3 separate regions of the Homo sapiens genome follow, and regions 2 and 3 are each linked to region 1. A link is a loop called in an ENCODE intact Hi-C map of the cell type or tissue named here. Cell type or tissue: prostate gland. All regions are shown on one strand. Each heading gives the region's core, and the rest is flanking DNA. Links, peaks and the distances in the headings are about the cores only. Region 1 holds the start of ASXL3 (ASXL transcriptional regulator 3). Region 2 has its middle 180 kb from the start of ASXL3. Region 3 holds the start of NOL4 (nucleolar protein 4).

Evidence for each region. A loop is a pair of places that touch in the nucleus more often than their neighbours do. Peaks named below come from ENCODE experiments on the same cell type or tissue, not always from the same donor. Only the 100,000 strongest peaks of a DNase experiment are listed, where the experiment ranks them.
Region 2: it touches region 1 in a loop (4-fold over the local background); 10 of 110 quality-filtered maps call a loop at or near these places.
Region 3: a loop joins it to region 1, with 22 times the contacts of the local background. A loop is called at or near these places in 4 of 110 quality-filtered maps.

What each region holds. Positions count from the first base shown.
Region 1 is chr18:33,571,165-33,581,768 of GRCh38, forward strand. It overlaps ASXL3 (ASXL transcriptional regulator 3), which reads left to right and starts at 7,055. Exons shown (of 12, transcript NM_030632.3): 1 at 7,055-7,521. The coding sequence starts at 7,468. RefSeq lists enhancers at 6,395-7,383, 7,384-8,371. In prostate gland, for the core only: no CTCF peak of the experiment used is centred there; DNase peaks (open chromatin) are centred at 6,690, 6,810 and 8,027; H3K4me3 peaks cover 3,061 bases; H3K27ac peaks cover 4,577 bases.
Region 2 is chr18:33,751,200-33,761,803 of GRCh38, forward strand. No RefSeq gene overlaps it. Among named protein-coding and RNA genes, the nearest start is that of ASXL3, 180 kb to the left of the region's middle. In prostate gland, for the core only: no CTCF peak of the experiment used is centred there; no DNase peak of the experiment used is centred there.
Region 3 is chr18:34,218,677-34,229,280 of GRCh38, forward strand. NOL4 (nucleolar protein 4) reads right to left here and starts at 6,237. Exons shown (of 11, transcript NM_003787.5): 1 at 4,314-6,237. The coding sequence starts at 4,577. RefSeq lists an enhancer at 3,471-3,972. In prostate gland, for the core only: no CTCF peak of the experiment used is centred there; a DNase peak (open chromatin) is centred at 6,395; H3K4me3 peaks cover 1,917 bases; H3K27me3 peaks cover 731 bases.

The DNA.
Region 1 (10,604 bases), core at 2,605-10,604:
AATTTTAGGATTTATGTATCTGATTTCAAGATCACTGTAAAGCTACTGAAATCAAAGCAGTTTGTTATTGGTATAAGTGTAACCATACAGGTTAATACGATAAAATATAAAGGCCAGAAATAGGCTCATACATATATGGTCAATTAACATTTGATCACAGTGCCAAGTCAATTCAATTAGTAAGAGTAATAATGATAAACTGTATAGAAACATCTGGATAGCCATATGAAAAACATTAGATCCCTGTCTCATTCTATACACAAAAATTAATTATAGTTAGATCATAGATGTGAATGTAAAACCTAGACCATAAAGCTTCTAGAATAAAAGAAAGGAGAATGGCTTCTTAAATTTGGAGTAGGCAAAGATTTCTCGGGTAACACTCAAAAACCCTAACCATAAAAGAAAAAAAAAATATATATATATATATATATGACTTCATCAAATACACCTGACACCATTACAAAAATAAATAGATGGAGCTACCAATAGGGGAAATTACTATTAACAGGCCAAACTTATCTATGGTGATTGAAGTCTGAGAGTGGTTGTTTCTGAAGGCATGAGGAGTGACTGGAAATGGCATAAGGAAATATTTTGGGGTGATGAAAATGCTCTGTATCTTGTTTTGGATGATAGTTACTAGGGAATATACAATTATTAAAAGTCATCAGACCAAATATTTGAGACCTATGCCTTTTATTTTATGTTAATTATGCCTCCAGTAAAAAACAATAGAAAATTTTCCAAACTTTAGAAATTTTATTAAAGTGAAACACTCCTTGACTACATAGAGAACTTAGCAATAAGCCCACAAACAGAAAGGGGAGATTAGTTTTATAAAATAGAAATTAACTAAATGATTATAGGTTAGGTAGAAAAGTGATCTAGACAATCTACTATGGAGTTAATCGCCTCTTGGCCTAAAAAAGGGAGGGTCTCCAGAGAAAAGAATTTTCTGCTAAAAAATGCGCATTGATTAAAATTCCTACCAGCAACTCAATCCAGATATTCTTAAAATGCATGATTCATTATTTTGACATCTAAATGTCATAACTATCTTTGATCCTTTTCCTTGGGGATACCTTGCCTAAATGTGATAGAGTGGTAGAAAGTCACGGAGAGTGGGTGAGCAAGAATCTCTTTTTCTGGATCTCTCTATTCCCACACAGAAGATAAACAGGCTTACCTCTGTTCTCACCCCCAGCCTCACTGGGGCTATGAAAATGCTGAACAGATTTCTGCCACTGCAGAGTCATTGTTCTCTTTTTTCTTAAATATAGTCCTACTGCTTTACTCATTAATAGGTGGGCCTCAGTGGGGTTGGCAATTCCTGTGCTCCCCCCTGCCTTTCTTTCTTTCCCCACATAAGCCAATGGACAATTGGATGACATTTCCTTGGCCACAATGGGCTCCTAAGAGATCTTCCAGTTATTTCTGCTATTTAACTAATCAATCATGTCACCCCATGGTTACTGGAAGTGTGTTGGCTAAAATGATCAGCCGTGTCCCCTGCAATAAAACTCAATGGGAAAGCAATAAGAATTCTTCAGTTACAAAAGGAGCCCTATCTCCCCATCACTTCAATCCATCCTTTTAAAACTTGCAGAATAGCTTTATATCTTCCTTTGAGCTTTTGGTGCTATGCATAGAAAGGAGAGGACATTCCAATATCAGGTTACTATCTAAGGGGTATACTTCATATGTTTTACTGTACAACTTATAATAGCAGTTAGGTACAAAATTACTGGAATAAATTACTTGTTAATGATCCCTCTGAAGTTCTTTTTTTGGGGTCTCCATCACAAAATTTACTCTTTTGGTAAACATGAAAACAGAGGGAAACATCATATCAGTAAATGACCAGGATTCCATTATGTCTGAGACAGTAACTATAATCAGAATTCTAGTCTTCTTTGTGAACTAAGAAATTCTTTCTACATAAAGATAAATTTAGCAGCATGTAATTTTCCTTCTTATCCACTAAATGTGGGATTGAATTAGAGTTTACCTAGAGAAATCTAATTTGTAGTTTTGAAAATAAGCAAAAAGCTGTTAGACTGCAATGTTGAAATTCTGATCACATTATATATGCATAAGAAGATAGTATCACGCAACGCTTTATTTACATTTGCTAAGTGTTTTTTTTTTTTCATCTTGTATAAACTAATGAGTGGTGCTGTTAGGGAATATGTGTATCCCTCTTTGTGTAATGGATTAAGTGTGAGTCCTGTTAAACGCTAGGCCATAAATCAGACTGTGTTCTCTATGGCTAATTAAGGGTTTAAAGGGGAAAAAGGTAAATTCTTGAATGAAGGGCTCTACTCAGAAGGAGAGTTTGTTATTGCACAAAGAAAGGAGAAAGATAAAGCAGAAAAGAGAGCAACTTAAGAAAGTGAAAAAGAAAACTATGGAAATATTTTTAGCTACTTTATTCTATTTTTCCTCAGATTCAAGAACACTTTAGCTGCTAAGGGTCTCGATATATGATGAAAAATTTTATGTTTCAACTAGTGCACTGAAATATACAAACAATACAAATTGGCCAGAGATTTAAAAATGAGTCTCAAAGTAGCTCTAATTTATCTTTTTAATGATATGCTTTGACAATATAAATAAAATCACCTAAAGAAAATTTTTGAAGAAAATGAAAATTTAATTGTCTTTATAGCTACACATATCTTCATAATTAAAATATGCTGAAATCTTAAAGTATTAAACTGTTATAGATTGCAAGTAAAAACAAAATGATCACAGTTATCCTACTCATGTCGTAGTGGAAGAATCGTCCCAAGTTTAGATAATCTTACTTTCGGATAATATTTTTAAGACTTCTATATGTCCTGAAGTGAAGCTAATTTGTTTATATTCATGGGAAAACTGACTTTAAATAGATATAATGAGGGACTCAAAAAGTTAAGGATATGTAGGAGTAGAATAAAAGAGACAAGGTCAGGCCGGGCACGGTGGCTCACGCCTGTAATCCCAGCACTTTGGGAGGCCGAGGCAGGCAGATCACGAGGTCAGGAGATCGAGACCATCCTGGCTAACAGAGTGAAACCCTGTCTCTACTAAAAATACAAAAAATTAGCCGGGCATGGTGGCGGGGACCTGTAGTCCCAGCTACTTGGGAGGCTGAGACGAGAGAATGGCGTGAACCCGGACCCGGAGCTTGCAATGAGCCGAGATCGCGCCACTGCCTCCAACCAGGGCAACAGAGTGAGCCTCCGTCTCAAAAAAAAATAAAAATAAAAAAATAAAAAGACAAGGTCAAAATTCATTTGCCCTTAGGAGCATCACTCAGTAATACTTGACTACACATAATGAATAATAGTGACACTTGGCTTTATTTTACTTTACTTTATATCTCCTAAATTGTTCAGTGGACTATAAATAGGACAGGAAAAAATGATACTAAGAGTAAAATGATAAAACTATAACTTGATTTGTTGGACGTTTATTGTATTAAAAACAAAAGGGATCATTTTCCTTTATTTCCAATGGTTTATTTTTTATTCAGTAAATATTTATTGCACCTTAGAGTATGACAGGGAATTTGCTTACTGCTTGAAATTTAGTGAATTGAGCAGTGGACAAAGGAGATAAGGGGCTCACCTTCATGGATTTTCCAGACCAGTCAGATTCTAAATGATCATTAACAAAAGATGTTTAGAAAAACTAAAATTATTAAATGTTATTATTTGAAAATTCAGAGATTCTAAGCTTATGCATAGTAAACAAACTTACTTCAAAAATAAAACCCATGGGGCATGGCCATCAGACCAACAAAGACCTCTTCCATCTCCCCTGCAACCCTGGCTTCCATTCTCTCCCCTCATCTTTTATTACTCCTTCCCCACTCCACCTCCTGTTCTGTGTTGTGCCCGCTGGTGGGATTTTGTTGGAGAGGAATGGAAGATGTTTTTATTTAATCCAGACTTCCTCACACAACATTCAACAGGCACGTGGATGGTAGCCATGTACACAAGGAGTCTGAATCCGAAGGAATCCCAGCCCCCTATCCCTGCCTGAAACACCTAAAGTTTCCCATATTTGGTGAACTCTTTGACCAGGATCCATGGCAAAAGCTTGTATCTCCTGAGGGACCACAGATATGAACAAACAACTTCTGTCCTCAAATCCTTAGGTGTCTCTTCTCTTGCTTTTGGAGCCTCACATTAACTTAGCCCATTTTCCAGTAAACCTCCATTTTGTACGGTAAACCATTTTCCAACACCTCTATTTTGTCATATGTAAATTAATATTTCTTCCTCTTTGGATTATATACCTATTTCTATTGATTGTTAAGCATGTTGCAATAAACATTACAGGAAATGAAAAAAATCTGCTGGAATTCTTGAGAGGAGATATGCACAAATGTTTAAGTTGTTGAATTCAGAACTATTAGTAGGAATGGAAATGAAGAAAGCAGTGGAATGCAGAGAAGCTGCTGTTACATGCCAATTGAACTCTGGAGGGATCTCCATTACTGTATAATTGGGATGGGGATTCAGAAAAGGGAGGATTTATAGGCAATTCTAACTGGAGCCTGTTCTCTGAGTTATTCCTCTCTACTCATTTAAAAAAAGAGTTCTTGAAATATATGTGATCTGATATGAATTTAATTGAATGTAAGCAGTGCTTGGTAGTTGTCATCTATCTAATTTAATATTTTCCTAGTTTTCAATTGTCCTGACTGACCTTTATTGCATTTGTGTTTGAAAAAGCTTTTCTCCATTCCTACAAGTGTGAATATTCAAATCCTACCCATTCCTCAAATCCCACCTGAAAACTTCTCTTTACTAAAGCTTTATTTAATCTCCCCAGCAGAGTTATTTCTCCCATTAATTTTCACAGAAATTTACTTGTACATTTCTTATAATGTATTTCACTTTATGTTGAAAAGCTATTCATATAATTTACCAAATTATAAAACATCTGTAATTGATTAATCTATTTCCTGCCCCCTGACACAAAGTAAATGTAGAAGAAAGAAGTCTAACAATGGTCTCTTGGAAATGGTGCTCTGTAAAATATGTTAATTTGACATAGACTATTCACCAAGTCTTTAACCAGACTTACCTGCTATGGACTATTTATATTCAAGTACCCAAAAGGTGAGGTAGAATCTAAGAGTGAGTTCATAAGATTGGTTATTTATACTTAGCTCTCTGTCAGAGAATGAATGCATAAACAATAGCTTTTTTTTTAAAACATCAATTTACATCTGCTTAAGTAGGACAATATATTTTCTCTTAATAACCAGAAATTGGCCTTCCTGTGAAATAACTGAATATGTATGTTTTCCTTTAGCTGGCTCCAAAACTCCTTATTAAGCACTATTTCACAGAAAATAACAAATTATATGTTATGTCTGATTGCTTAAAATAGGTATTTCTGAGTAGAAGAAAAAACACTAGAATGAAAATACTTTGAAAATATATCAATTACTTTAGCCATAAAGAGAATTCTGGAAAATAAAAGCAGATGTGAACGTGATTCAAATTTAATATATTTGAAATGTAAAGTAAAAATATAATACACCTGGATAGAATTATGCAAATTGCATGGATAAAATTTTCCCCTAGGGATAACTTCAGCGTGTTCTCTAAATCCATTTTAAAAAAAGAAAAAGTGCAGATAATCTTTTGATATTTTCTAAAACTGATGCATAGTCTTTTCTCAGTCTAATGAATTAATAAAACAAATATTCTAAAAGAATTATCATATGCAGCTCTTTATGATTATGAACTGTCTCTGTTTAATTTTTGGTAATCAAACATTTTTATTACTCCAATCATTTGACAGTGCTCTCAAAGGAATCACCTTACTATAATTGTTCTCATTCTGAGACATAAATCTCTTCATTAGATGTAAGTGTTCATTTTTTAGACAAGACTATTTTTAAACAGGCAGTATAGAATTGAATAAACAACATGAGATTAGGGTCAAAAGACTTGAATTATTAAAAATGATTTAGCAAGATATCTTGGATACATTGTCATGTTTTTGAGTTTCATTTCCTCATTTGTACAGTAGAGGGGAAATATATGTTTAACTGAGCTGTTTTGGGGATCAAACGATATAATGTGTATGAAAAAACACAAAGTACTATTTATATACCATTAATATCCTATTCAGGAAATAACTTCAGAAAAATAATCCAGTAGAAGTGACCTTTTTGTTTTCAGATACTCAAGACAAATACACATAATTACTGTGTGGGTCACAGCGTCATTTTTTTCTTTGCTTAAATAACTCTACTGACCCAAACAATTCACTAGAGATGTATGAAGTTGGAAAGATTACCATAAACTTTTAAGTCTTAACATATTTTTTGGTAGTTCGCTAATAAGGATAACAATCCAACACTTCATGTATCCCAGACCTGAAAATTATAATTTAAAAAATACACAAGCGTTAGCTTTTCAGTTTTTTCCATGTGCATCATGTTTTACTCTACAGAATGTTGACTACACGCTGTTTAAATATAATTAGCCCTACGGTATGGCATCGCGTGGATCCACGGTGACGGCTCTTTGGTCCTGCATTGTTTGAGATGCTGTAGGTGGTTCAACATTGTGTTAAGTTGCACGTACATTATTAGTTCTGTATCCGAAGACACTGGCTCTGTACCCTTTCAACAAGGCTCTGGGAGTTCCCCCAGCCAAGCAGAGACAGGGTTAAGGCAGTCCAACAGAGGAGAGTAGTGCGGTGTGTGTGTGAGTGAGTGTGCACGCGTGAGCGCACAGGACAGAGGCGTCGAGGTGCGGGGCGGACTCCTACACAAGTTCCAAAGGCCACCGTGTCCGCGGCTTTCGGCCTGAGCGGGACAGCGGGAAGCGGGTGGAACGGCCTGCACGGAGTGGGCAGCGCCCCAGGAATTTGGGGGCTGAGTTGGAGGGAGAGGGGTCTCGCGAGGGTTTCAGGGCGTGGCTGGAGTAGGGGGCGCGCGGCGAGTGTGCACGGGTGTGCGCGCGCGAGAGGGCGAGTGTGAGCGCGGCGAGTGTGAGCGCGGTGAGTGTGCGGCCGCGTCGCCATTCCCCGTGACGTCAGAGTGTATTGTTGTGAGCGGGGCCGAGCGGAGCATCCCCGGAGCTGTCACCGCAGCGGCCGCGGCGGTGGCGCAGCGCGAGCCCCGCACGAGCGAGCCCGGCCGGCGCCGCCCCCGCCCCTGGCCCGGGCCCCGCTGCTGCCGCCGCCCCCGCCCCCGGCCCGCCCGCCGCGCGCCGCCGCCGCCGCCGTCGCGCGCCCCCACCCACTCCACCCCACCCCCTCGCTCCATCCCTCCCACCCGCCGCCGCCGCCGCCGCCGCCGCCGCCGCCGCCGCCGCCACCGCCCGCGCGCCTCCCCCCGCGGAGCGAGTGCGGGTCACCGGGTCACTGGGTCATTGTCTCCGCGCCCGAACCCCGAGCACCCCGTGGAATCCCCCACGTCATCATCAGAACCATCAATGAGATGCAAACATGAAAGACAAGAGGAAGAAGAAGGACCGCACCTGGGCCGAGGCTGCCCGCCTGGTACGTACCGCCCCCCACACGCCGCCCGCGCCTCCCGCCGGCCCCGCCGCTCGCCCCGCGCCGGTCCGCGGCGGCGGAGACGGCCACTTCCAGCCCGAGCCGCCGCCCGCTCGCCGGGCTCCTGCTCTTTGTTATTCTGCGGGAGTGGGCTCGCCCGGGGGCCCCTGTGTGTGTGCGTGCGCGCGCGGAGGGGCGCAGCGATTATCTCCGGGAGCCCCGCGTCCGGGACCGCCCGGGACACTTCTCCCCGTACTTCGCTCTCGGGGCTCTGCTGTGCCTTCTCCACGGGTGAATTTCCGAGCGCTCGGCGCAGCTCGACTTCCCTCTCTGCCGCTCCGGAGACCTTTGTGTGGCAATTACCACTCCCTCCCGGCCCCTCCACCCCCCGGAATTTCATCAATAACTCTGTGCACAGTCTGTGTGTATGTTCGGCGTTTGTGAGTTCAAACATTTTACACGTGCATGCATGGTGTGTGTCCGACACGGACTTGTGGGGCGTGTGCATGTGGGCTAGGTGGTTGCGTGTCTGTGTGCCATGTCGTGTGCATTATGTGTGCACACTGATACGTGCATGTTTTGTGTGGCTCCAGTTCGTTTGTGTTTGTAGGTATTGTGCTCTGCTCGATGTTTGTGTGTACATTCTGTGCACGTGTGTGCAATTTGTGAGTGTGTTTCGGGTGTGTGTGTGTTTGGTGAAGTTGGGTCAGTGTCATTTGTAGTGGGAGGTTATTAAGAGTGTACAGCTAGGTGTATTTTACTGCTGGCTTCCTGGGCGGTGTTACTTGGCTGCTTTTCCTTTTCTTTAACCTTTCGGAGCTTACGTTTTAATCATCGAAAGAATGTCTCTATAGAAATGCCGGTTGGCAGAGGGGCGTCGGCGTCTTTGGTTTGATGCATGTATATGTGTGGGTTTTTCTTTTCTTTCTTTCTTTTTTCTTCCTATCTTCTTTTAAAGGACAGCTGTAAAAGGATTTTTCAAAAGGATATTTCTGTACAGTGTGTCTCGGGAATGCCAGGCATTACATTTGAAGCTAAGCCTTTCAGGGTTTTGGCTGCATAAATTAAACATTTATTCGCCAGCTTACTATCTGTTATAAATTGGCCAAAAGAAAGCAGACTGCATGCAGCGGGGGTTTTGGGAGGGGGGAGCAGGACGTGTTATTGGGTTGACTTTGTAAAGATTGTTTTACTGTAACTGTAGTCATTTTGAAAAGCATTTGAGTAACTACATTATGCTCAAGGAGAACATTTGTCAAAAGTAATTATCTGAGTTTGGTTGAAGGGCCTTGCTCTGGTATGTATCTGGATTCTAGCAAAGGGTTTTAGATAATTGGCCCTATTGCCCAGCGAAGAAGTGACAAAGTCCTTTTTAATTGCAATCTAGTTATTGGTAGCTGGAGTGCCCAGGTCCCTTTACTTAATCTCTTAATTTTGTAGTGTTGTATGTTATTTCTCCACTTATCTGTGATTGCGTTAATCGCTAAATCTCTCACTCTGTGGATGAATGGGCAGGTGATAGTGATTCTTTAATGAACTGCATCTGGAAGAGGAAACTTAAGTTGTGGGGAATATGTGAGAAGTAAGCAGTAAGTGTTAAGTAGATGCCAGATTGATGTTGTCAATGAGTTTTTGCTGGAGCATAGTACATTACTTATTGTTTGCTCGGCCATTAATTCAGAATTGTGTGGGGATGTGCAAGGCTTCTGAAAATGCATTATTCAGGTTCCGTGGAGTGGCAATCAAGTACTATTAGAGAGCTTTAGTGTATATTTTAAGCAAGTGAACAATGAGTTGATTTATAAATATTTAAAAATAATAAGTCATGAATTAGCCATATCTGCCTGCAGAGAATTATTTAATAAATAACATTACTCTGATGGAATTTAAAGCTAGCCATTTGTATTCAATCAGTATATGTTACTATTCTTGAAGGTACTGTGTTTTATTTGATCTAATAATGATATATCTGTATTGATATAATTTGAAAGAGATTTCTAAGTCACAGGTTTTTGTTAAAAGTTGGATTTTCCTCTCGAAAAGTTCGTTGATGGGAAAAGACACACTAGGAGTCATCAACACAAAAGAACGATAGACCAGATGTCTCTATTTTAACCAGACATATTGAACTAGTAGTTATGGTAATTTTTCAATTTGGTTTAAGTTATTTTTCCCCTGGTAGTTGTATAAATGTGTATGTATTCAAAATGTGCCAGTTAAAATCAAATACTGAATAAAATTGCAAGGAATCGTACTGGAAATATAATTTTCAGAAATTTATGATTTGTATAAGTGACTTATCTAATTCTTATTTTGTGAAGAAAGGAGAAATTGATCCATTTGGTTAACGGTGATAACTGGTCACCATTAACCAAATTAATATTTGGTTAATTTTCATATTTTCTTTATGATTACGTGAATACATATGGACTTGAATTCTCTTCTAAACTTGCATGATAAAATATTTTTACTTTTATAATTGATAGTATTTCTTAACTCTCAATTAAAAAAAGTTTTTAAGCATTTCTGTGATATAGATACTATCATTTCATATTACACAATGCTTCTGATGATTTTGCTGTTGTTGTTAGGGACTTTAGCCTTTTCTTCATCAAATATTAAATGAGGTGCCTGATTTTAAAAGTAAAGATTCAGGATGGATAGAAAATATATAACTCAATATGTGGTTTTTGCAATAAATGAACTAAAGAGAGAGTACTCAAATTAACGTTAAGAATGATCTTCCAATTCATGCAGAATATGTTATATATATCTTTCTTGCTGGAGTGAGTGTGTGTGTGTGTGTGTGTGTGTGTGTGATTTTCTTGAAAGATAGGACATCAGGGGAGAGGAAATGCAAAATAGATATTTTGAACCATGACCAAAAGCTTATGTATAAATGTGGCTTTGCCTTCACTTAAAGAAAAATATATGTGGAAGAAGAATCTTTCTAGTGTAACTAAGACTTTCCAGTTCACAACAGAATTTCTATTTTCTTTCTTTGTGAGAAAAAGTATATGGTCTCCAAATTTGTAAACTCTGGAGTGGCAACTTTAGGGATTTTGTTTTAGATACAGATGCAGCTA
Region 2 (10,604 bases), core at 1,440-9,439, 180 kb after region 1:
TGTCATTTTTAATTTTTTAATGAAATGAAGTAATTTATATATGTTAAATGTACTAATAATTGGAAATTCTATTTAAAATTTATAGGGACAACTTAAACCATATACTCTTAAATTACCCACGCTTCTTTTTGGTAATGGTGACTTGTCAACATATGGTTATAACTATGGTTAAAACAGGAAAAGCTAAAACTGAAACTTCAGAAATTGTAGCTGTTACTCTTATCATTTAAGACTATATTTGGACTTTCTGTTTTCATTAAGATCTTAATTTTTTATACCAAAAAGCATTCAGGTAAACAAATTGTTACTATCACATGTATTTTTAACTTTCAAAATGAATAATTCAGAAAATGATCCCTTAGAAGAATTGCTTTGGTTAATTTTTTAAAATCCTACATGAAATATTGTAACTAGAGTTACTTGAATGAAATGCTGTGAGCCATTAAAACAAAATTGCTTCAGTTATATTTACATAGGTTAAAGAAATACGCATATCTTTTCAGTAAGATGGATCAAAGCATTAAACACAGTTGGCTGTTAAATCTCCTGTTTTTCATCTACACAGAAGATGTTGTGTTTAGCCACCAGATGGCGAAAGAGGATATTTACTTTTGTAGGAAAAAAGAAAATACTTTTTCCTCCTACAAAAACCAAATTTAATAATATTAAAAGTCAAATTTATTCAGGTAAGCCAGTAGAGGATGGATATTTCTACATTAATTACATTATTTTCACGACAATGATGATGCTTTTTTGTTCCACTGTTTTTTCTACTAACATATTTACAAAATGCTTTCTTAATTTTATTTAGAATTGCAGTTTGTTTTAAAAATTTTTTCTCATTGCATTACCCCACAGGCATTATCTAGTCCAAAACCTATTAGGATAAAACTGAACAGCTCAGCATTCTCTAAGCTGTCGCTTAGTGAAACTTATCTGAATGCTTGTGTGTTTTTATTTTCATAAAAGTACAATGACACAATTCTTGTATAAATGTGCCATTATTTTTAATACAATAATGTAGCCTAATTTGAATTATAATTTATGTTAGGATCTAAAGTATTTATTTGTATCCATCATAGCACTTATCAAAGAACAAGTGATTTATCCAGTATTTATTCACATAAATACTTCATTGTAATCAAACATAATTATGTTATTTACAAGGAACCCAGCTAGCAGTGTAGTTGATAGAACAGTTTTGGGCTTCTTGCTAGAGAAGAGAATTGAACAGAAATCCTAGAAAGTGTTTCACATCCCATAAAATTATTTGAAGTCTTTCTTTAACTGTAGATCGCCTAGACTGAATATTTCAAGTGAAGATCACACACAGTGCTTCACAGTGATCTGCAAAAATGAAAAGTTGAAATAATCAAATGTCACAACTAATTTAGAAGTCTAAATTGAGTGATGAACCCAGTACTCATCCCTATAGAAACTTTTAACCAAGTTGCCAATGTAACTACCATAGACTCACTACTTAGAGGAAAATCACCTGAGTTAACAAAACAAAGGTTGAAGTTTTGACCATTTTATTTAACCAGTTTTAAGTTCTGCAACTATAGTAAATATCCCATTGTGCTACCTGAATATAAGTAAAGCATGTATTAAAAATATTTAGCAATCTTGTAAGGGTCAACCAACCAATCTAAACACATGCTACACAAAAGAAGTGGCCCTATAAAAACAAATCAGTGAAGAATGGCTGAATGTCAGTTCTGTGAATGAAGGAGCCCCCTGAGTCTGCTTTTATCGGTAGTTTGGATTTTTACGTAGTACCTTCATTGCATTTATGGGAAAGTCTGTTTCGGAGGTACTTTCTTTTTTAAGCTAAAATTACCAGCTAAAGTCTCATTTAAAAATTTTTATTCATTGTAATTCACAAATTATAGTTGTACATATTTATGGGGTAAAAAGTGATGTTACAATTTATGAATACAATATGGAGTAGTTAAATCAAGCTAGTGAACGTATTCATCTCAAATACTTGTTTTTGTGGTGAGAATATTTGAAATGTACTGAGCAGTTTTGAAGTGTACAGGTCCTTATTTACTATACTCACCATGCTGTGCAAATGGACACTCCTCATAAGTAACAACTTGGCCCGAGAGTGGGGGCACCAGCTACTTTAAAACAAGGTCTCGGACACTTGAAGTTATACACATTCCATCTCATTTTCTATAGGGTCATCACAAAGTCTTTATTTGTCAAAAGTTCGTAAATGGAAAATAGATTTCACTTTTGATTCAACCTGTATCTGTAGTTTCATATTGTGATTTTATTTCAGGAAAACACTGTGCCCAGAATCTTCATTCTTCAATGAAGAAGGAACACAGAGGGACCTCAAAGGAGTGCAGAACTATGGTTCTGTTTTCTTTGATTGATTTCAATGTACAATTCTGGGATGTTACAGCGTCGCCTAGATATAGCAAAGTGTGACTGACCTCAGTAACTGTAGAAAATGTGAGCTTTTCCTGGGTTTTTCTCTCCTCCAATAGGTGACAACATTTATGTGTGTCCATTTATATAGAAATGAAACATTTCCTACTGTAATATAAACATCATTTGCAAATCAGTTTGTCTTAAATTGAGGATTTGAAAGGGTTGGCGTAGGAGTAGGGACAGTGTTCTATAATGGCTTCTAAGTGGAAGCCACTAACACATTTTATACCCCTTCTTCCCTTAACCTGTAAGCTCAGTGTAGATTTCGTTTTTTCTTTCAGTGCATATTTTTGATAAAATCTTTACATCTCCAGGAAGAAAAGTAAAAGCAATGAAAAATTAGCTGGTAGCTTAGAAAACCTCAACAAATTTTAAAGCTTTTAAAAACTATATTCAGAGTAGGACTCTATGGATAATCTGTTACCTCTCCTCGATAAATACTCACTGAACGTCCTCACCTTTTGTCCATCAGAAAGACTGTGAGATCGGTAACAGCCAGTTTCTTTCTTCTTCTTCATATGTTGATACTGGAAAGGTCTTTGGTAGAAACTTTCCTGTCCAAAAAGATTTGCTTGGCAACAACTGGGAATAATCAAAGCTACCAGTCCTTACAATTCCAGTTTTATAATTGTGACTTTCAGTAATATTATTACCTTAAAAAATAAATCTAAAGAAGACGTCACGATCTGAATATGGAGATTTTACAAGTTCCCTTCATATCGATAAACTTTGAAGAGTTTTAAGTGTATACTACAGCGATTTTCCAGAGCTGTTCCAAAAAGGCTTTATTAAAAAATACTCATTTAGAAATAATTGATAACATTAAAAATAATTTATTAAATTATTTAAAATAACAGTTAACATTATTTTAAAATGGGTATTAAAAAAGATTAAAAAGTAATAGTTGATAACATTGAAGGTATTAACAAATAATTTTAAAATAATTGATAATATTAGTGAAATGCAGTGTAACAAGTGCCGCAAAGCATTTTACAGGTATTATCACATTTATTCTTAAAAAAAAACTATAAAGGAAGCACCATTATTATATCTATGTAATAAATAAGGAATCTGAGGCTTAGAGAGCTTAAAGTTAAGAACACTCAGCTAAGATTTGGGGTATAAAGATTTATCAGAAACAAAAGCCCATCCTCTTACCTGCTAGAAGATGCAATGGCTGCTGCACAGATTTTGCTAACTCCTGGGGATTCCAAGAAAAATCAGAGGGTCTCAGACCTTGAAAAAAATATAGGTTAGTGGGAAAAACAATAAAATAATGTGACAAAAATATAACCAAGACGTGCAAGGTTCAATAAGGAAGGAAGCAACCAAGTGGGTGAAACTAGGGTTGCCAGTGGCTGAGAATGAGACCTCTAGAAGGGCACATGTTTCCCCTCATCTGCCATGGTTTAAGGGCAGTACCACGGGGCAGGAGAGCAAGTTCTTCCCCATCAGTATACCAGTTACTTTCCTGGAACAGGGTTCATCAATAATGAGACTCTTTTTTTCTGATAATGATCTTTTTGAGTTTTATGACCGTCCACTAGAGAAAAAAAAATCAAGCTTGTAAAGAATTAAAGTTAGTTTTATTCAGAAGTCTTACTGGGGACTGTAGACTGAGGACTATAGCCCTGGAGAGATCTTTCAGAGAGGTTCCATCAGACTATTCCAAAACTGTTTTGGCTCATTGCTTATATACAGGCAGTGAAGGTTCAGTACGTGCAAAATCATATCAAATTTTGGGTGCAAGAGTACATCTGGTTATAGACAGTAGAGGCATAATCACTGACCCTGTCAGACATTATCTTATTATAGGAAAAGGCAAGGTCTAGGGTCATTTATCCTTTAAGGAATATGGTGACTTCATTCAAGAGATGTGGGAACCGTGTGCTCTATCCAGTTTTGTCCTCAAAGCATTCTTCCAGAGAACTGCATCTTGTCACAGAGTCAGGGGCTTTGTGAAATTATGCTGGCAGGCAGAAGTGAGCAAACATGGCTTTCTATATTTACTACTTTGTCTCACAGATCTTTTACATAGTTCAGAGCTCTGTCCCCAAAGCCTTCTTTCATGAATCTAGGAATTTGTTCAGATGTTGGTAATGTTAATAATTGACGTTTTAAAAGTTAACATATTGAAACAATATTTACGGTGCCTGATGTCCTTGGTGGTCATTGACTCTTTAATACTTTTTAAAAAATATAAAACATATTCCTGTATGTAAAAGTTAACTAGTGTTACAGAGACTGTTACCGAAACCAATGCCAAAAAATGGAGTATCTTGATATAAATTGCAATGTGAGCAATTAATTTTTTTAAAAGAGAAGAAATTGCTTCTGACTATTCATATTAATAGGTTTCAAATAAGAAAACAAAGAGTTACACATGCAAGCTGCAAGTTTGGATTGAAGTCAGGGAACTTATAAATGTGTCATGCAGTACTTTTGAGAAATAAAAGCTCCCCACTCTGCTGGTGATCACAGAAGGAAAATATTTTGATCATTGCAGAAAATGAAAAAGCATACAAGAGTCATCCAGCTGATAACACCAAGATATATATAGTGCCAGAGATTAGCTTCACCTGTATCAGTATTTTTCCAAGAAATGCTCGCCTGTTTAAGTGAATCCTACCACTCTCTTAATTCCACACTGGTGACTGAGGACATAAGCGATGACTGTCACTCCATAGAGAAGCCTCGTCTGTAGCACCAAGTGGTCCACGCTGCATTGTCATCCTGCCCCAGCTGTGAGAGCATGACGTTGGGTGATTCACATTCCTGCTCCGTGTCTGACTCATCATCTTGCCCACAGGCCAAACCCATCTTTTATCACCTCTTGCTTGCAAATATTTATCTTAAAGCCATCTGGCAACCTAATGTTTTAAGTATCTTGATAAGTATTTATTTGAAGATATTGTGAAACTAAGAAATTTTAAGTTTAGATTTAGTGAGAAATTGCATTTTCCTATTTTCAAAAAGAGATATTTTAACTTCCCTTTCTACTTAAGTAAAACATGTCATCTCACTGAATATAAAAAGACCTCACTCCTTGACCTTTAATACTTGTCAAGGGATTCTAAAGATGAAGGCACTTTCAGTGCCAAAATTCATCCAACGTTCAAAAGCAAAAATTTTTTTCATCACCATCTCTATGCTAGGCCCTGAATTACAGGGAATACATGGTTTTTCTCATGACTTGATTTTTCAAGAAAATTTGAACCATAAAACATTATCATAAGGTGGAAGAAATTTATCAGAAATGCCATTCAAATGTACCTTTCTGGGCCATCCTATTTTCCAGAACAGCTTGCATATGGATGGAGAGAATAATTGAGGAATGCAAGTTCTGAAAAGATGTCTCTTTTGAAGTTATATTTAATTTCCAGACTGCTTTATCCAGGCTCAGAGTCAAAATATTTAGCAATATAGTAGAAGATGCAAAATAGTTTTCTGCATCTTCTATTGGGGAAACTATACTTTCTAATATAAAATGGAGAGAAAGAAAGAAAAACTCCTATATATGGAGAATGGTTTGTCATCAAATTTGGCTCATCTGGAGAAAACAGCACAGATGGTCTAGCTTGCTTCAGGACTGCAGTTTCGTGCCATGCATGATTCACCAGAGAAGGTAAATCAGCATCTGCTCATTTCATTTTGTGTTCACTGTTGTAGTAATAGGTAGTAATGTGCATTAACATTCTTTTGTTGCTAGACCTTAGCAAGCAAATGAGTGTTATTTTCTAGCTAAATTAGAGACTATTTTTTCTATAGTTTTACATTCAGATTAATGAAGCAATGCTGAAAAAAATAAAACCACCTTTGCCCGCTTACTAAGATTTGGGACCTCTTCACTTGGAACACCCTTTGGTCAAGACCTAAAAGTAATTTCCTTCTTTTTTTTTTTTTTTTTTTTTTTTTAAGAAAAAGACTATCAAAGTAATTTCTCAGAAAGGAAAAACTGGGCTCTGTAATCAGTTATTCTAACACATGGTTGTTTATTAAAATATGGTCATGGGACATTTCTGTTTGTGACTGTGAAGGTGGATTTTAAAACATCCTTCCACACACGGATTTGACCTGTTTTTATGTTTCATAGTTGGCTCATATAAATATTACAAAAAATGAATGTTAACTTTAATAATGGAAAAATATGATTTCCTGACTCATAGTTTAGCAAATAGATTTATGCAAATCTGATGAAGTTAGTTTCTGTGTGGAAAGCAAATGTCTTTCTGGACTGTGCACGATACAGATCCCTATATTCCTTTTTGGTCATTCCCTGAGTTATATCTTATGGTTACAGGGAGCTACAATTCATTTATGGTGAGCCTTATCTATCTCTGGACTAAAAGTTACTGAAGAGAAGTTGTAGTATCTCTTCTACTTTGGTATCTGTAGTAGCTTCCATCGTGCGTAACATAGGGATAGTTCATTAATACACACAAGAAATGTTTGTATCATAGATTCCTCTTTGCTAGGGCATGACAGAGATACTGTGGGTACCACAGTGAACAAATTGTCATCATTCTTGAGCTTTTATTCCAGTGGATGGAGACAGGTAACAAAGAGAGAAATACAAAACATGTATAGTATATTTGAAAGTGATAAGTGCTATAAAGGAAAACAAAGCATTGTAAGTACATAAAAAAAAATCAAAGTATGGAGGTTGTAATGTATAAAGGGTTCCCAGAGAAGGCCTGGCTGAAAAGGTGCTATGAACTGAAATGTGGCCCCCCTACCAAATTCATAAGCTGAACCTCTATACCCAATGTAACTGTATGTGGATATAAGACCTATAATGAGGTAATTAAACTTAAATAAGGTCATAATGGTGGGGCTGTAATCCAAGAAAATTGGTGTCCTTATAAGAAGAGTGAGACACCAGATATCTCTCTGTCCATGTGAGCATGGAGGAAAGACCATGTGAGGACACAGAAAGAAGGCTGCCATCTGCAAGCCAGAAAGAGAGACCTCTCCAGAAACCAACCCTGCTGGCACTTTGATTTTGGACTTCCAGCATCCAGAACTGTGAGAAAATAAATTTCTATTGTTGAAGCCACCAGTCCATGGTATTCTGTTGTGCAGCCCAAGATAATTGAGAGGGAAAGAATATTTGCGTAGAGAATGGAAGAAAGTGTGAAGGTGTGGGACCATGTCAAGTGGACAACAAGTGGAGAGACTTCCCATGCAGAGGCAGAAACAAATGTAAGGCTCTGGATCCCAGTGTACTATGGTAGGTAATTAAAATAAAATTACTCTCAGAATCTCCTACTAAGAAGAGGAGGCTCCTATAGAAGGTAAGATAATGAACTTGTAAGGCTGTCTGTTTATCAAGGTTCTTGCATGAGTGATGAGATCAGCTATTTTCGAAGACCTAACTTGACAAAAAGTATAACTTTTTCAGTAAATGATTTAAATTATTTATTTTTCCTTTGCCCATGTCATTAGACTTCTAAGGAAAAGTTGGATTATTTATTCACCAAGCAAGATAATAAAGGGCCTTATGTATTAATCATTTTATCTCAGGCTTTGCTAGATCTAAAGCCACCTCTGAGAACTAAGAAGTTGGTTTTCTCATTTTCAGATAAAGTAAGAGTCAAAGATACTAAGTCAACTGAAGGAATCCACTTTCTCCAAAGGTCCTGCCCTTTATAAACCATGAGTTTTAGGTAAATGTCAGCGTGCGTGGACTGCTCCAGTCTTCTTTGTTGTGAGTAGCTGTACTTTTTTCTTTTCTTTAGAGGCAGGTCCCCACTCTGTCACTCAGGCTGGAATGCAGTAGTGTATCATGGCTCACTGTAACCTCAAACTCCAGGGCTCAATTGATCCTCTCACCTCAGCTTCCAGAGTAGCTGTGATTATAGGCATGAGCCACTGCACCTGGCTAGCTGTAAATTTTAAGAAAACTGTCAGTAGAGATATGTTTTTGTTTAGTGGAGTATTTCGTTATATTTTTTTCAAAACTTCTGAACACTGTATACACCACTTGACCTGTACTTGACAATTAGAGCCTGTAAAATGCAAAGTCTTAAAAAATCCAAAAAACATAAATTCAAGGTTTGCCTTTCAATAAAGTCTATAAAAGCATCTGCTCTGAATACTCCCTTGCCATATTTAAGTACCATGGAGAAGAAAGAAACTAGTAAGCATACAATAACTCTATACTGAACCAGGAAGAAACTTCGTCTGGCTGGCTATACCTCTACCTTTCTGCATATTGCCTGACAGAATACTAGAGTTGAAAGAACACACACCATAGGACCAGAAAGTCTTGTTTGAATTCAGATTTTGACATTTACAAACAATGTAACCTGGGTTACTTAACCCAACTGACCATCCAAGCTTACCTATAAGATGGAATTATGGTAACCTGGCAAGATTGTTGTGAGGGGTAGAATACATATATACTGCTTAGCATAATGTTTGTTGTATGTTATGATCACAATATGTGATCTCTAGTATTCAAAGAGTCATACTCTTCCTAACAGAGTCTTCAAAGCCTGCATTTTGAAGTTGGAAATGAACTCTTGATAAACACCATTGTTCCCTTAATATTACCCTAATGTTAGGATATATCATCATTTCCACTTAATAAAGGAAGAAATTGAGACAAATGAAAGCTAAATGTTCTTCCAAGTTTGTGCATTTTCTATTAATGTTATTGTTGAGGTCATCTGCCTATATAATTTTATTCAGATTGCCAGTGGTTCTGAAACTTTAAAGTGCATTGAAATAGATGCAGAATTCTGGCCCTCACCCTTGAGGTTTTGATGTAGGATGACTCTTAAGTGATTCTAATCAGAAAGTTCTAATCAGAAAGCAACAAATTCATTGTACCAGAATCTTTCTCTATATAAACTATTTATATACTACTTAACATTGGAAGGCTGAAAATCATTGGCTACCTAGCCTTCAAAACTAACAACAGTTATCTGTAAAAGTAAATATTAGAAAAATTGGCAAATATTTAACAAAAGAGAACTGATTATATAAATTGGTCTAGCCATGTGGGAATATTATGCAATCACCATATAGAATATTGAGAAAAATAACCAATGACATGTAACTTGTACTATGTTGAGTGAAAAATGAGTGAACACTTAAAAATGTTATGTAAAAATGACCTCTTTATTTATTTATTCTCTTTTTTGAGATGGACTCTCGCTCTGTCACCCAGGATAGAGTGCAGTGGTGAGATCCTGGCTCACTGCAACCTCCACCTCCCGGGTTCAAGCAATTCTCATGCTTCAGCCACCCGAGTAGCTGGGATTACAGGTGCCCACCACCATGCCTGGCTAATTTTTGTATTTTTAGTAGAGACAGGGTTTCACATGTTGGCCAGGCTGGTCTCGAATTCCTGACCCCAGGTGATCCTCCCACCTCAGCCTCCCAAAAGTGTGGGATTGCAGGCATGAGCCATGGCACCCAGCCAATTGGTATTGCTGAAAAAACAACTCTACATCAAAAAAGAGAATATATATAATCGCAAGTGACTATTAATGTTTAATTCTAGGTGTGAAGATTGTGAGTAAATTTATTTGTCTTTTCTAAATTCTTCATTTCTTCTCTCAATATGTGTGACTTCTGTTAGCAGGTTTCTATGGCTATTAAAAGTAATAGCAACTTTTAAGTATGGGGAAAGCAACTATGCAAATTCACAAAGCCATTCTAGGTAATATTAAAAATTATATTCATAGAATATTAGGTAGTTAAGTTTGTTTTAAATGTTTATTTTTCTCATAGTTGAATATGCTAGTTTATATTACAGAGATTAATTAGATGAATATTATCTATCATATGATATTTTATTGAAAATAATAGTCTTTTAGCATGCTACATGATAAATGATAGGATTAAACAATAAGATAGTACATTGGTACAGGGTATTTATTACATTTCTGCTGCCACCCAGTGGCTGCTCCATCTGTTTTATATATATTGCTCATCTAGCTAATTGTCCAGTAAAGTTGCTCACAAAGAGCACTCTTGTAGGTAGAATCAACTTGCTCTGAAGCAGCAGTGATTTTCTAGGTCTAGGAATAACCAATTAAAGCATATCAAGTCAGAGAGAAATCTTTCCACAGAACAACAGTAAGATGTTTTGAGTCCACATGGCTAATCTGCCAACAGACATTATTTGTGCTGCAAATTATAGAATCTTTTTC
Region 3 (10,604 bases), core at 877-8,876, 650 kb after region 1:
ACAGGATCTCCCAAAGTACTTTAATGAAAAGAAAAATGCATGGGCTATCAACAGCAATGTCCACTATAGAAGCAAAAATGTGCTTCCATCTCAGTGACCACTATGATGATTTGTCTTTGTGTCATAGATACAAAGTATCATGATAAATAACTGGGTCTGTAGCAGATTCCAGATCAAGGCCTAATATAGGTGCCTTAGGCATAAAGTTAGGCCAGGTGGAAAGGTATACAGGACTCCTCATGGGGTATTATTTCTTTCACTCTGATGTAGCATAAAGGATTTATGACCAAAACCACAGTCAGAAAAATAACAAAAACAGTTACTGTTTATGAGTCAGTCCATGAATATTCATTATAATCACTGTACAGTAATCAATTAGTAGTATGCACAGCAAGAACAATATGAAATCTGAGGCTACAGATTGCAGAACTGAATAAATCATCATTTGTAAATAGCACAACTAAAGATAATGCATTTTCCTTTCTGGATGGAAATTCATTTAAGACCTGTATTGGAATAAATATAAGAAAGAAATATATATAAGAAAGGCATAATTTAGACCTTTGTGTCTGTTCCTACAAATATAGGTTAAGAAAAGTATTACATCTTTTGATTATACAGTTTCAATATTCATATTCATTACTTTCTTTGCTTGATACTGAAAGACAAAAACATGAGCTTACCAAATTCCTAATGTTTTATACAATGCAGAGGACTTTTTAAAAAGAGCGTTTAATAAATTTTCTCCTTTTCTAAGTTTACCATTCACAATATCAAATGGTATAATGTGTTCTGGTAGTTTAAACTGCAAGTGTGATGTTTCCACTAATTGTTGCCAGAAAACGTTAATCAGGATCAAAAGCTTCTAAAAACAAACTACACTGGAACTACCAAATGTGTAAAACAGAGTTACCATAGTTAAGTGAATTTAAAACTATCGCTGCTTAAAAGTTGGATGTAATCAATGTCAACCATTTGCTATATCGTTTTCGGAACTGTTTTAAGTCATTCATCATTTCATTCTTCTAAATTTCTGACACTTTTAATGAAAGAATGTATAAAAATAACAGTGGTACTATCTAAAAAGCAGATGGGTTGCTCAACAAACTGCATATGCGCGTGCGCGTGAGTGTGCAGTGCAGGCGGGCTCGCAAAAGCACAGGTCCCACACCAGACCTAAAATGGCTGAGTTGCCGGATGTTGTTGCTTGGTGACCAAACAGTATCTACTCCATCAAAAAGCAGTCTAAACATCAGTGGCAGATATGTCCCCTCAGGTTTAGACATGACCAGGACAAATATTAAAGGACATATTTATCCTTTCCAGTAGTCAATATTTTTATTTTAAGTCAGTTGTAACTTGCTCGATTTTATCATCAGTTAAGTTTAGGCTTTAGGGGGAAGAGTAGTTGGAAAGCTATATTTCTTTTGGGAAAATAAGAGTAGAACCAAGCTTCTTTAACTATGAGACTTAAAGATAGTCTTGTTTCAATTAAGTCTATGTGGTGTGTCTACTCTGTTCTAGTATAACCTCCCAGGTGCCATCAGTCTCTCTTTCTTTCATTAAACTAAAGTAGATAATTAGCCTCAGCCTGTCCTCTCCCCTTTTCTCTTTCCCTTTTCGCAGTAGTAATGATGTCTAATTATCAGCAGCAGTGGATTACTGCAACATCAGGAGCAAAGCATCTCTTACTGACAGCAAAGCCAGCCGTGAACCCTCAAACCTCAAGCAGCTAAGAATGATTCTTAGTCTGCACGAAAATACCATTCAAATACAGTATTTTATTTTGATCAATATATGCCTTGGAATTAAGAGAAAATATATTTTTGTCTTCTTGGTGACTGTACTCCTACCATCGGAAAGAAAAATCAATGTATCATTAAGGAAGGAATAATTTGAAATGTAGGGAAACACATGATAAAAGGGGATCCTTTATTTTTTAACTCATTGAAATGATGATTGGCTGTCTCTCAGAGAAGGAGGAGCCTATAATTCTATGTCGGGAGCAGTATAAAAATTTTATAAAGAGCAATAGACGAGTTCATAAATTAAAAACCTCTTCAATATTTCAAAACAGGCTTGAATGAAAAGCAGAGCTCTTAAATACTACATGAGAACCATTATCTAACAATCACCTGATGAATTATATTCTCTCCCATAAATATATGGAATCTTTACTGAATAAACACGTGTTACTTTAATATTATCCCTGAAGTTGTCACTCTATACTAGATGTCTTAGCAGTAATTCTTTAGCTATTCTGCATAAATTTTTGACTGAAAATAGTGGTATATGAATGCGTGAATGCTAGTTTGAATAACTGACATTTATGATGATCTTAGTATCTCTAAAATTGTTCAGAATTTATGTTATTTAAAATAGTCAATCCTTTAAAAGGACACATATGTTAACACATATAGTGGGTGTAGTCAAATCCATATGAGTATAAACTCATTGTACCAATATCCACGTGAAGCTATCTGACAGTTAGAGGGACCTAAGTTTAACATAAAAGGAATGAAAAATAAACTTCCCAACTAACAGTGTTTCTTTAAAACATACATGATATTATGAAATAATACCTTAAGTAAAGATATCTTAAATGATTTTATCCATTCAGTTAGCTCAGTTTTGTCCAAAGGAAAATGCATGTTTATGTTTTGAATTCTAACAATAAATTATTTTTCTACATCATTTCTTGATATTATTCCCAATACAAATTAATCAAAGCACTTCATTCTGTATATCAGATTTCTGGCTCATCCAGATGTAAATAAACCTCAGTTCTAAATCATGCCAATCTAGTCCTCATTATTTAGGAAAGCCAGACAATAATCTCACCATTGTCTTTAGTAGTGCCACATGCTAAAGGAGAAGACACCTTTATAGGTCCAACTCTTAGAAATCTCCCAACAATAGTACATTGTTAAAAAAAAAAAAAAAACCACCACAGAACTTTTATATGTGTTTCCATTTCACTTTTACTTTTGGTTCCCAATTTCTATATAAATTCTAAAATAAATATACATCCTTCAAACAACTATTTCTAATTAATCTCAGGAAACCATAAACTGATTTCCAAACCTAAAAGACCCTTCCAAATAATGCTTTAAAAAAAACTTTTCATGCACATATTTTCAATTCAATATAATATACCTCCATTAGAGATAGAATAGCTTTCAAAGCGTCTCCTTTCTAGCATCCTCCAGGAATACTGCACCGGGAAACAGTTGCCAGTACAGGAGGGGGGAAAGGAAGAAATGCTCAAGAAACCCCAAAGCGAGGCAAAAATACAAAGGATGCCAGATAGCCTCCCCCATCCCTACTCCAGGCGAGTACCCACCGTGGCATGATGCAGAAAGGTCTCCTGCATCAGATCTGCCATCCTACTTGTAGCCCACAGTTCCCATCTTCTTGTGAAGAAAATCGACGCTGCTGCGGCTCCCCAGCCCCACTGGCTTCTGCAGCGTGAGGCTGAGATGCATTGGGCTCTCAATGCCAGTGCCTCGCGGCGCCTGGGCTAGAGCTTTGTGGCCATGAGACTAGAGCCACCCCAGAAAAAGGAACAAATACACACACCATTCGATAGCGCCTAAACCCATCTTTCTTTGTTGTTCATCTTCTAGCTGCGGCTTTATTTGTGGAAGAGGGAAGTGAGGAAGGGAATGGGGGGGCGGGGAGGAGGAATCTCCAGGACCTTATCTACAATCTCAACAGTCGCGGCAACGATCTCTGGGAGTGATCGAGGCATTCGGGCTGCCCCGTGCCTCCCGGGCAGCGATCTAACGATAAAACCTGACAGTGTCCTGGGGAAAACCCCACATCCACCGCTAGCGCTACATTCGGGCTTTATGCCAATAAGGAGACACTGTAGACTATCGATCAGACTCGTCTGCTCTCAGAGCGTGCGGCCGGGCTTCCAGCCTGGCCTTTAGGCGCGGTGGCGGCGGTGGGACACGCGCCAGGCGCCCAGAGAAGGACATGGGACAATGGCCCAGCCCGAGGACGCCAGACGCCGCCGCCCGACCCGGGGAAGGAAGCTCCTGCAGCCGGTCCGGGAACCCGAGGCGGGGAGGGAGGCCAGCTCTGGAGGTGCGCTGCCGCTTTAAAATAAAGGACCACAAAGACTGTACAGTGGGGAAAACGCGCCTGGCTAATGCGAGTGGGGACGACTTGGGGAGGGGGTTGAGGAAGGTAGGGGGCACACGAGCCAACGGCGGCTCACGGCTCCCCCTCTCTCCCGCCTCTCTCCTTCCTCCCTCCCCGCCGGGCTGCTCCGGCAGACAAATAACAGAGGAAGGCGAGTCACTCACCGTGGTCTTGACAGGCACGTAGAGCACTTGCTTGGCGCCGCCGCCTCCCCCGCGGACCTCGTCCGGCTGGCCCAGCTGGAAGCCCTTCGATTTGACCCAGAATTTAAATTTGGCGTTGTCCGTGGAGCTCGACTCGGAGCCATTGAGGAGCTGGACGATCCGTTCGTATTTTTTACGGGTCACCGTCTTGGTCTTGCCTGAGTCCCCGTAAGTCCTGAGGCACCAGTCCTGGAACTGGCGGTACATGTCGCGCTCGCTCTCCATGTTCCCCGCGCTCGGCCGCTGGCCGGATGCTCCCAGCGCACTTCGCACCTGTTCACCCTAGGCTCATGAAAAATGCAGCCCCGGCCACGTTGCAGGGATGCGAGGTCCCGGCCGCAGCGGGAGCCTGCTTTGGGTGGGGGAAGGGATGGGAAGAGGGGAGGAGGGTCCGGTTGGGCACCAGCAATCAATGCCCCGTGCTACCAAGTCTGGTCCATTCGTAATTGCAACGGCTGTCTCGGACGTTTTTCCTGTTCCCTTAGCGGTCGGTCTCTTTAATATTTTGTGACCAGGACCATCCCAACACCATTCTGGCCCAGAGGAGCTGGGTTTTCAATAATTAAAATCCCATTCCTTGGTTTATTAAAAATCCCAATATTGAATTGGGGTGGTCCCTAGACGCCTCGCCCCCGGGCTGCGTCCGGGGCTGGGCAGGTGGAGCGCAGCGCCGCCTCCCCGCGCGCGCCCCAGAAGCTTCCCCAGCCACTGGCCCCGTGGTCCAGGAGTGAGGGCTGCGCCTCTCCCGAAAGCAGCCGCCCGCCCAGCGCCTTTGAGCCCCGAAGGGCACACGGGTCCCGGATCTCTCCTTCCTCCTGGGTCCTGCTTTGACCTTCCCCACGACGGGTGTTAAGGGACTAGAAAGAGAAAGTTCTTACCTGTCATGTTTTTAAACCTATCAAATTCTGTTTTACAGAATTTTTTATCAAGATATTTTTTAAAACGGTTTAAAATGTCATTTCTTCAGATGCATTTTGAATAAATTCCAGCCCTGTATGTAGATTCTACGAGTTAAGTCCCAGAAATTAGCAAAGCATTGATGGAGATTTGGCCATAGTTCTACAGGATAGATTGTAGTGCCCCAAACAGATATCCGTTCCAGGGGGATGTGGGTAACCGAAGGCAGGCCGCTGGCGGCGGGTATCCCGAATAATGATGGGACCCCCAGACAGGACTCCTCTGGTTTCTGCTGAACAAGACATAGAAGTAAGTTTAGGATACAGATGCTTGAAAACCTTTGCACGAAATTAAAATATATACAGAAAGATCATTTTCCCCTTGCTTGGTCACAGTTTGCAGTTCACACGGGAGGTTTCAGTTGTCTATTTTCCCCCTGCCACGTCATGGACACCCCCTCCACTGCTCTGAGTAGCCAAATATGAGTTCCTCTGGACTATTTTTCCAAGCAGATGAAGTCAGCAGTTGCTCCATTCAGGACTTCCATCCATTTGTTTCCAGAGCTGGAAATAGGGGAGTTCCCATCCTCCTCGCGCGGCGGCTGCGGCCGCTCCTCTTTATTCTACTCTCACCCGAGGCCCGCGCCCGTCCCGGGGAGCGGCTCTGCCAGGAAAACGGCCCGACCAGTGCCCGGCGCCTGGGCTGCGTCCGAGCCCACCTTCTTCCCTCGTCGTCGTCTCCCAGACTAAATCCCGGAAAGGGAAAGCGGGATGTTTGCGCCCACCGCGCTGTAGCTGGTCCTGACACTTGCAAAATGGTCAGTGGCTCCTGCTCGGCCAGGCTGAGTGTGTGCGTGTGTGTGAGCAAGGGAGCGAGGGTGTGCGGTGTGCAGGGGGTGCGCTGTGTGTGCGCGCGTCTCCGGGAAGGTCTCGCGGCGGCTGGAGCCGGGACTGACAGCCCGGGCGGAGCGCAGGCAGCTCCACACGCTAAACCTCTCGCCTCTCCCCTCACCCCCACCCCTCCCACTCCCCTCTCCTTCCCCCACCCTCCCCGGCCCCTTCCAAGCTCTCTGATTGGCCAATGGGACAAAAGTTTCTGTGGAGACGGCTGGGCGCTGACGTCACGGGCAGAATTGTCCCATTTAGGGATCCCGGGGGCAGTGCGCATGCTGCAGGCTGCAGGTTAGAGGCAGAAGGAGGTAGCAGCGGGCCCGGCGGCAGCCAGGTGGCAGAAAGGAGCACGCAGCATCCAGGTGGGGGGACGACTCCAGCAGGGTTTCCATGGAGATTCCTCTGGGTCTAGCCTAAAAACAGCAGATCAGCTGACACCATTAGCTCAGGACCTAATTACTGCTTATTGGAGCAACAAATGAGGGAAAGGGCCAGCTGCAAAGGAAGAGTTTTTATCCCCCCACCCCATTCCCCCATCTCCTTTCTCCCCCTCTCTCCATCCCTCTTGAGTCCCGGGTGAATTCTCATTAACTTGCAAGATTCCTGCAACAACAGCTCCCCTTCTCCAGAGGCCACCCCGACTGCTTTTATTCTTTTATTTCCTTCTTTTGTATTAAAAAGAAATGCTAAAATAAATCAGTTGTTGAGTCCTTGAATTTTTGTTCAATACGTATTAGACCATAGAGCTCAGAGAAGACACTGTCCAATGAAGTCACAAGTGAATCTAATACAAGGGACTCAGGGGAAAAATATCACTTTCAATTTATTGAGGTGAATCTTTAGATATTTCACATTAAAAAAATCTTAATATCTTAAATACATAAATATTTGAAACACGCAATTGGACAGAAGATATCCTGAACCACCCTTCTAGTGGGGTATACTTCACAGGAGCAACTCTGTTAAGTTTCCCTTTGTGGCATCAGAGCTCAATTTAGTTAGATATTGGTCATGTGTTTCCTGGAAGTTTCTGGAAAGATAATTGGTCCTGGGGTAGTCATTCAAGAATAAGCTGGTTCTATAGAATTCACTTTCTCATATGGTTATAGTTCACAATTATAGAACTATTTTATGCAGCTTTTCATCTAAAAAGGCATCCCATCCCCTCTAAGCTTTATTTATGTACTTTCAGCCTCCAAAAACCTTCCTTAATCATTCAACTTAATATTAACTTTCTTCTATAATCATCTGTATTGTGTCTTTCAAACATTTTTTAGCCCTGTCTTGTAGTAAGCCATACACTTTACATTGACATGTAGTGCATACATACATTTGTTCTGCAAAAATTTTATGAAAACATCTATTTTATTACCTGCAATATACACTGATATTTGCCTTTTTCTCTCCTGTTGATTTTGTTATTATTATTTGGTAAAGTATAGTCCCAACCAAAAAAATTTATTTTATGACCCAGCAAAGAATGACTGGCAACCTACAATTTGAAAAATATTGTTTTAGATCATAATGACTACACTGCTCCTTTTACCTTATTTATATTTTCATATGAGTATGTTTTGTTGGTCAAATAAAATCTTAATTGGAAAACCCTTGAAAGTTTATGTCTTTTTTCTTGTTTTGTGCAATGAACAATGTGCACAGTAAGTGCTTAATAAATTGAGTTAATAAATTAATGAAAGAAGGAGAACAAGAGTAAGGGAAGGAAGGAAGAAGGTAGGCATAATCTTTGTCCATTCTTGTTGGCTTTTGCTGGGTAGTGTTTGGTTGAAGTTGGTCCCCCGTCTTAAGGAAATGACAGGGCTTTACCACACACACATGTGTTCATTGTATTTATAACTATACTTGACACCCTAATGCATAGCAACTAGAACACCCTAGACATACAGAACTCCCAGAAGATAAATATGTCATCAACCCCCACTTGTATTCACTAGATTTGATATACAAGCACAAAAACCCCACAAAATGAAATAGATTATATGAAATACATTCTTTTTAAGAAGAAAAGGTAAATGATTAACTACTGAAAGACTGTTTGCATTGGAGGAAAGGAATACAGGGTTCAAAGATTTCAAGGGTCCTAAGTCTCAGAGCCCTGCAGATTCTCTTGTTTTCAGTGGAACCCAAAGTGTAATATGCTCTGTACTTGCACCCATTATTAGTTGTGCTGGCTGAGCCAACACCTTCAACCATATCTTGTCCACCTAGGAAGGTAGGCACCTAACAAAAATCTAAAATCTGCTTCAGCAACTTACTCTGGACTAATTTTCCTTCTTTGAACTTCTCTAGAGTCAGGTCTGACCAGCCCCATCTCAGGGTCATCCTGAGCTGCTTCCTCAGCTATATGGTTCATGTGAACAGGCTGCCTGGGATTTAACCTGGTATGTTCCCAGGACACTTTCCTCAGAATTGCCTGGCTACAAAGCATATCTCTCCGAAATGTTTTTCTTCACCCCTTCTGAATGCCAATCCCCAATCTGGGCCCAGGGGTCCTGTCTGCCTGGCAGGCAGAGGAAGAAAAGAGAGGAAGAGGAAGGCAAAAAGGTATGTGAAACTTATATTTTAATTTAAAATAATCCAAAACGTGGGCTATCATCAATATGATTTTTGTTATAGAAGTAAAATTTCTTCCAACTTCATGGTCAGTTTGTAAATGACATTTTAAAAATCCAGAAAATCTTGCACTTTATTATCAATCACAAATATTTACACAACACTATGTGTTCATCAGCAAAATGTTAGAGTACAAACAACATAGAATCTGTAATCAGAAAATCCATGTTCAAAGAATAAACAAGCTTTCATTCCTTCAAATAATTGTGGTTTTTATTAAACAAATATTAACCAAGCTTCAGTTACTCTCACAGGTTCTAGGGTTAACGTCCTCAGCAAGACAGATGTATATGCATGGTTCCCATCTCATGGAACATAAATTCTTCTAAGGACAGCAGACAACAAAGCAAGAAATAAATAATTAGAGCTTTATGTAAGTGCTGGGAGGGGGAAAAATAGCAGCATAAGAGAAAACAGTGACAAGGTAGAGAGACTTGATGAGCTTAGGGAAGATCTTTCTGAGTAGGTAACATTTATCATGAGACCTGAAGATTCAAAGGAGTCAATTATGTGAAGCCAGGAAGGTGAACTATAGGCAAAGCGCAAAGGTCCTAACGTAAAAGAACTCTTGGCATGTTTGAGGAATAGAAAGAAGGCCAAGGCAACTGGAGCTTGAAAGAGAAAGGTAGAACGTGAGATCTGAGTAGACTTCTGCAGCCAGATCTTGTAGGGCATTGCTTACATTTTATTGATAAGTGCTTATATTTTATTGGTCCAGTGGAAAACCAGTAAGATATCTCAGGCAGGAGAATTATATGATATGATATGCATTTTTATTAGTGTCACTGGCCACTTTGAGGAGAAAGGATTGGAAAGGGACAAGCATGAAAGCAGGAAGACCAGCTAGAAAAAATGGTGATAGTTGAAGTAGTAGCTTAGATGAACTATTACGGCGATAGATTAGAGTATTAACAGAGGAGGTAGAGGGAGAGAAGTGATGGGTTGAAGATACAGTTTAAAGAAAGAATAGAGCTTCCTGAATGTGTATCTCCTCCACCCCCCTGCCCCCACCCCACAATCCATATGTTGAAATCCTAACCCCCAAGGTGATGGTATTAGGAAGTGGCACCTTTGGGAGCTGATTAGGTAATGAAAGGAGAGCTGGTCATGAATGGAATTGGTGCCTTCATGAAAGAGGCCTCACAGAGCTCCTCTGCCACTTCCTCCATGTGAGGACGCTGAAAAGATGGCCATCTATGAAGAGGAGTCTCACTAGACATCACATCTGCCAGCATCTTAATCTTGGACTTTCCAGCCTCCAGACCTGTGAGAAATAAATTCCTGTTGTTTATAAGCCACCCAGCCTATGGTAGTTTGTTATAGCAGCCCTAGTGAACTAATACACTGATGGACTGCATGTATCAGATGAGAGAAACGATTGAATCAAAGACGACTACATGGTTTCTGGCTTTAGTAGTGAGGCTAGTGAAGCCATTGACTTACAGAGAAATGTTTGGGGGAGGAACAGATTGGGAGTTGGAGGCTGAGGGAGGAGCAGAAGCAAGTTGGGGTGGAGAGGCAGGAAGAAAGAATTTAATTTCAGAGAAGTTAAATTTGAAATACCAGGAGAGTTGTTCATGTAGGAATTGAATATAGAAGCTTGAACTACAGAGAAAAGTCTGGATTGGAGATATAAATACAGGGAATTTAAAGCCATAGGAATGAATGACATCACCTTTGTCCACATTTCCTACAAAAAGGGAAAGCCCCCATCTTTTGATATTGAGTTTGTATATACTAATACCTTATGACTAAAATAGAATGTCATGTACTGAGCAGCAGAAGTTGGCTTCTATTGATATAATACTGGTATTGGGAAAAACCTGAGAAAAAT